2 separate regions of the Homo sapiens genome follow, and region 1 is linked to region 2. The links are chromatin contacts, found by Hi-C in ENCODE. All regions are on one chromosome and are shown on one strand. Each heading gives the region's core, a stretch centred on a gene start or an enhancer-like site at or near the end of the contact. The rest is flanking DNA. Distances are from core to core; before and after follow the strand shown.

The links. Hi-C counts contacts between places; a loop is a spot of excess contacts on that map. Pooled maps may share reads with other maps.
Region 1: a map with no recorded cell type shows a loop between it and region 2 (10-fold over the local background). The contact joins the promoter of FBN1-DT here to the promoter of MYEF2 in region 2. A Hi-C loop is called at or near these places in 6 of 37 single-sample maps with no recorded cell type and 5 of 50 pooled maps.

The regions. Positions count from the first base shown.
Region 1 is chr15:48,643,987-48,647,054 of GRCh38, forward strand. FBN1-DT (FBN1 divergent transcript) reads left to right here and starts at 1,819. Exons shown (of 2, transcript NR_183872.1): 1 at 1,819-2,844. It overlaps FBN1 (fibrillin 1), which reads right to left and starts at 1,723. Exons shown (of 66, transcript NM_000138.5): 1 at 1,589-1,723; 2 at 620-964. The coding sequence starts at 783. RefSeq lists silencers at 698-747, 848-977, 1,388-1,567, 1,608-1,687 and enhancers at 1,761-2,285, 1,798-1,887.
Region 2 is chr15:48,176,921-48,179,900 of GRCh38, forward strand. It overlaps MYEF2 (myelin expression factor 2), which reads right to left and starts at 1,375. Exons shown (of 17, transcript NM_016132.5): 1 at 1,157-1,375. The coding sequence starts at 1,317. It also overlaps a transcript of CTXN2 not described here. RefSeq lists silencers at 717-886, 917-1,346, 1,517-1,616 and an enhancer at 1,319-1,970.

The DNA of each region.
Region 1 (3,068 bases), core at 569-3,068, 470 kb after region 2:
AGCAGCCTTACTGCTGCAGTGAAACGGAGAGCCCCACACAACTCAAAAAACCAGTTCTCAGAACCACTTGCCCTGTTCTGCTTCCAATGTAGACATCTAAAGGAAGCATTGCCCAGAAAACCCAATCCGTAATTTTAATAAGCATAATTTACGGAAGAGTCAACTACTGTGTGATTTCTCCTCTGACTGTCATGGGAATCCCTTCCTTTCCTTGCCCCCTTTCAAATACAGCATCTACCAAGATGACCCCAAGGAAAGTACTTTCCTCTAGAAACAACCAGAATTGATATTGCAGGGAAAGGAACGGGCTTCTCCTCTTATCCCACTCGCAACTCCTCCCCTTCTTCCCCAAGGAACTCTTCTCGCCTCCCAAAATCTGCCTCAACAATGGCCCAAGATTCCATTTAACCACGTCCTCTCCTTTGGGGCAGAAATCTCTGGGAGTAGGGGCAAGGTAGTTTAACCACGAACGGGGTGGGGACTAAACAACCCTAGCACCTCTAAGGTGCCCCCAGGAGGTCTTGCCAAGGAGTCTTCCACAGGGAGAGTCATCCTGCCCGTTGTTCTGGATCTTGAAACTTGGGAGACCCACACCAAAGGAGGGAACCGGTTCCTTTACCCTTTAAGCGCGTCGTGTCCTCCACCGCCTCTTCTCTTGGCCCGACTGGCTCTGGTTTCCTTCACGTTCCCAGCCTCCAAATTGGCGTCCGCCCCATGGCTCGTGTAGGACGCTAAAAGCACGGTAAATCCCAGGGCGATCTCCAGCAGACGCCCTCGACGCATGATGCCGAGCCGCCACCGGCTCCCGCCGCCTCTTGCCGCGCCCGGGGCTCGGTCTGCGGCCGCCGCTGCGCCCTGAAGCGCACCGCGCCGCCGGGGTCCCGCTATCCCGCCGCCCGTCCCCCGGGCCGGGCTCCTCCCGCCTTCTCCAGGCGCTGCTCCCACTTCAGGCGGCCCCTGCCAGCTGCAACACAGAGACAAATCCCCGAGGCGGGGAGACTTTCAGGGCATCGGGATGCTGAAGCCTCGCGGTCCCCATTCCCAAGCCCAACCCGTGCGCCGCCTGCGCGTGGCGCAGTTAATTTGGGTAAGGGAAGACCGTTTGGTCCACAGCTGGCTGGAAAGCCCAGGCCCCCGGCGGCAGCAGCCCCGGCCGATCCCTCGGCCTCCCGGGCCCCGCCAGAAGAGCGCGGCGCAAAGTACCCATATCCCCAGCGGTCCTAAGCCCCGGGCGAGCTCTCTGGGTTTATTTTTTTTAGCGGCACGAATTGCGCGCGATGCGCGCTCTGAACGCCCCACTCCTCAGCCTGCCCTCTCCGCCAGGCTGGAAGCCAGCCGCGCCGTCCCCGCCGACTCCGGGCGATGCCACCGCCCCCCGAACATCTGACGCGGAGCCCGGCACCAAGAGCCCCGGGCCAGGAAGCTGTCAGGCAGGGGAGGGCCAGCGCCAGCTGTGGACGTTCCGGGACAGCCCCTCACCCCAGTCCCTGTCCCTGCCCTCGGCGCGGCGCAAACGCAAAAGCCTCCGTGGCCGCAGCTCCAGCCCCGGTGGCCGCCCGACCCCCGTCGGGACCCCGGCTGCACCCACTGGAGAAGCGGCGGCTCCGACTCCCGAGGAGGCGGCGGCGGCTGCTCCCAGTCGTGGCCGCTACAGCCACTGCTCGGCTCCGCTCGCAGCTGTCCCAGCTGTGGCTCCTGTCCGCTTGTGGCACCCACAGTCTCTGCCGCGGCTCCCGCAGCCCCCTCCTTTCCCCACCTCTTCAAGTATCGTCCGCGCAGCGGTTTCTCGCGAGAGAAATACTTTTTTTAAAAAAAGAAAGAAAAAGAAAATGACACCCCCTCCTTCGTCGCCCTCATCACCACCCCACCCCCCGGCCCCATCCATCCTCCCTTTCCACTCCCCTTTGCCAGCCTCCGCCTCGGTGCGGGGCCTCTCGCTCGCAGGATTAGCGCAGTGGGAGGAGGCAGAGGTGATCAGGTCCTGCCCGGCCTGGGACTTTTTGTCTTGAGGTGGGGAGGGGAGAAATGGGAAGAGGTGGAGTAGCGGTTTTAGCCCGCTCTGCGGCTGCGAGGTTTAGATCCGAGATTAACCTCTCCCGCGATAGGTGAAGCCCTACCGGAGCAGAAAGCTGTTCCACCTGCACCAAGAATGCGCGCTGGAGACGGTTGCCCCGGAGGCCCTGGCCCGAGAGAAAACCAGTCCCCGCTGCCCGCGCCTCCCGGTAGCGCGCTCCCTGCGCCTCTCCCGCCGGACACTCAGCAGACGCCGGAGGCCGGGAGGCTAAGACTGGGCGCGTCGCAGGCCGGGACCGCGGCAGAGGCTGCTGTGCCGACCGAGGAGAGGGCTCTGCCGCCCCCACTTGCCCTGGGTGTCGAGAGCCCACTCCAGACGCGGCTCTTCTGAGGCTCAATTCAAGCCACCCAGGCCTGAATCCAGGGTGCTCTCTCTAAGTCGGTGTCCAACCCAGGGGCCTGTAAATGTTGGAACCTAGGATGTAGGATGGGAGCGGTGAAGGGATGGTCCTCTTGCCCAGCCCAGATTAAGACTGGGGTTCATCTGGAGGACTCTACTTACACCCTCCCGGTCCCCTCGCCCTCCCCCACACACAGCTGCCTCTCCCCAGGATATGCGCGGCACAGTGAATTTAGTGGCTTTGAAAGGTATAGTATTTGTGGCATCCTTATATGGATAATGCCCAATGATGCCTGCACCCTGTAACAGTTTAGGAAGGCCTGAAGTCGCACACTGGGTCCTGGCTGCTGTAACTGGAGACCCCCAGAAGATCCCCTGCAAGCAGCCACCAGCCTGCTGTCAAGCCAATAATAAAAGCTCAGCACAAACAGGTACCCTGGGAATGTATCTTGTTGAAAGGGATTTTCCTTATTTGTAACCGTTTGTAAAGGGGCCCAGACAGTAGGGTAGAGAGACCTGGGCAAGTTATTCAACTTCTTTCCAAATACAAGATGGGACTTGTAGTGTCCACCACACAGGGTTGTAATGGTGATGATGGACATGCTGAACTGCTGTGATACATGAAGATGAAACAGAAAAACTGTGGGAACTATGA
Region 2 (2,980 bases), core at 125-2,624:
TCATTTGAGAGCAAGAGTGTCAAAGAGCTGGGGAGAGCTACCCCATCTTTTTTGCCACCAACTTTTACACAGACTGGTCCAGTTCTTACCATACAATTTCAAACATGCTTATACAAAGGTCAGAAAGACCTTTCCCTTGTCTATTTTACTGTGAGCATATATCTATTGCTTTCTGCTCTGAGGCATAACAGAGAAGGAAAAGGATGTTTTCACTTAATTATTAACATACTTTCAACTTCAGGTTTAAGGAGGTAGGCATATGAAAGTAAGCGCTTAACTTCATATCCTCCCACAGGACAGGAACAAAGGAGAGCATAACATTTCCCTAGAACCAGAAATTATTATGGATTGGGGTCAACTAAATTCTTTATAGGCACTGGTGACAGCTGCGACCTTAAAAGTCTTCCTTCATTTGGGAAAAAAAAAATCTTAACCATCTATTATACCAAACTTAAGATAATCATACACTGAGTTAAAAAAAAAAATACTCTCCACAGCTGACGCACATTACCCAGTGGGAAGGGAAGCCACGCACATCGCACATTTCCCTTTTTAAAGTACGTCTAGCCAATTCAAGAGTAACACAAAACATAGAGTCTAACAGCACATTATTAAACTTCCTCTCGGTATAAATCAGTTTAAAAATGAACATACACTTTAGAAAACAACAAAACACTAAACTTGTGAAGCTCAGAAAGAAGCCAGGAATATTCCTTTTAAATATGTTCTCGGTGGTTAAGAGGAAATGTCCGATGATGTCATCCCTAGATACTCCCTAGTGATGAACACTAACTACTGGTCCTTAAAGGGGGACCATTTTCCTGCAAACCGTGGCGGTCGCTGAGCTTTGCTCAAAGATTCTTTAACCAAAGTCAGGGAAGAGGGGTGTTCGCTGTCTCGGGCTAGAAATCAGGGAAGAGCGCTGGTCCCCGGGCCCCCAGCCCCGGCTCCCAGACCACAGGCGGCCAGGCCTGGGGCGGGCGGGGAAGGGCCTGGGAGCGGCCCAGCTGCACCTGCTCCTCAGGAAGCCGATGGCCCGGGGGCGGGCCGGGGTCTGGGGGTGGTTGTCCCCCATCGGGGCACAGCCCGGCCTCTAGCCGCCCGGTAGACTCCCCGCCCCCCACCTCGCCCCGGTTCCCGGAGGAAAAGACAATACATTTTAACGCCATTGGAGCTGCTGCTGTGCTGCGGCTGCTGCTTCTCCGCCTCCGCGGGGTGCGGCTCTCGCCGCGGCTCGCCCGGCGGCTCTGCGGGCTGCAGGTGCGGGCTGTCGCCACCAGTGGCCCCGGGCACCTCGGCCTTGTTGGCGTCCGCCATCCCGCCGCCGCTGCCTCCGCCTCGGCCGCCTGAGCTGAGGGGCTCCGAGCGCGACAATGGCGGCTGCCGGGGAAGCGGTAACGGATCCCGATTTGAAAAGGCCCCGAGCGCTCAGTAACCCGGATCTCGCGAGAACCGGTCGAGACTGGGTGACTGGGAGATGGTGTGTGCCGGGTGCGGGGGGTGGGAGTGCGGGGGGAGGGGAGCCATGGGAGCTGGGGTCAGGGCCGCTGTTGCTGCAGTCGGCCCTACACCTGCCTGGGAGGGCTGGACCAGTCCTGAAAGCCCCCGGTGGTGGTGCCATGTCTGCCCACCAGCCCGCCTGTCGCTTGGCACCAGTGGAGTCTTCGCTTGCAAAGCGGGATTAGACATCAAAGCCCTAACACCCAGACTGTTCAATTCATTCCAGGTAGGGGCAGTTAAAGAACACACCACTTTGCATCTTTAAAGACTTCTTGCAAGTCCTCAGACTGCCTTTAGAAATCCTTTGAATTAAGCAAATATAAGTCTCTTGCCATTTCAATGCCTAGGCACCCTTCGGACATTCCATAAATAGTTATTGATGACTGATTGCAATTCACCAAAAGGAATGACTTTGAATTTCTTTGAGAATTATTTGTTCTTAGGGGGTGAGGATTTCCCAGGAACTCAACTATCAGCTTAGTAAGAGAAGACTGCAGTTTTTCTCTGGACATCAATCAATATGGGGAATCCATAATTATAAAATATCGTCTACTAGATGGGCTAATAATGGACATTTGAGGTTTTGACTGTGTGTTTATTGTATACTGATGGAAATTCTAGTGAAGTAGTTAGTTATACGCTCTCAAATTTAATTGCCATATGGAGTTTTAAAATACAGTCGTAGATTTTTCCCCCTAAGTATGAAAAGGAAACCGTTAAATTTAATCAACTCCTAATTCTCGAGTACTATAATCTTTCACATTGACATAACCTTTTTCAGCTGAAAAGTTTAAATGCCTTCCCAAATTTTTTTTCCATGAAGAAGCAAACACGTACAGTTTAGTCACTTTGCAGAATATCATACACACATCAGTGGTAAAGTTATAGTTAGAAAGTAATACTCAAATAACATAATTTCATCTTCGGCTTTTCAATGTGTAGTTTCCTACCCTCTACCGAAAAATACCAAGTTCAGCTACTTCATCACACACACACATACACACACACACATACACAAACACACACACACATAATCAGAACATTTTAATGATAAGAATGCTATTGTAGTTGCTGTATAAATTGTTTCTCATTCAACTCTGAGACATAAGATTTATAATCGCAGAAAGGGCATTCAATTGTGACAGACAAAATCTGGGTTAGAACCCCAGCTCTGCCTCTTTTTGCCCATAACTCCCTGGGCAAGTCACCTCATTTCTCAATCTCTCTACAATAAATAGGGATAGCAATACCGACCTTACAGGATTGAGGTGAGGATTAAAAGAAAGCACTTTATGTAGGAAAAAGTGCTATATGAACATAATGTAATATTACAATTCTCTATCTCCCTAAGCTCAGCAGGGTTTTAGTCAAAGACAAGCCAAGTGATTTTTCCCACAGCACTAAATTATAAGTACTTTCAAAATAGTCATCATTCTGTTATTCTTTTGCTATTGTTGAATTCAGTATGAAAATTGAACCC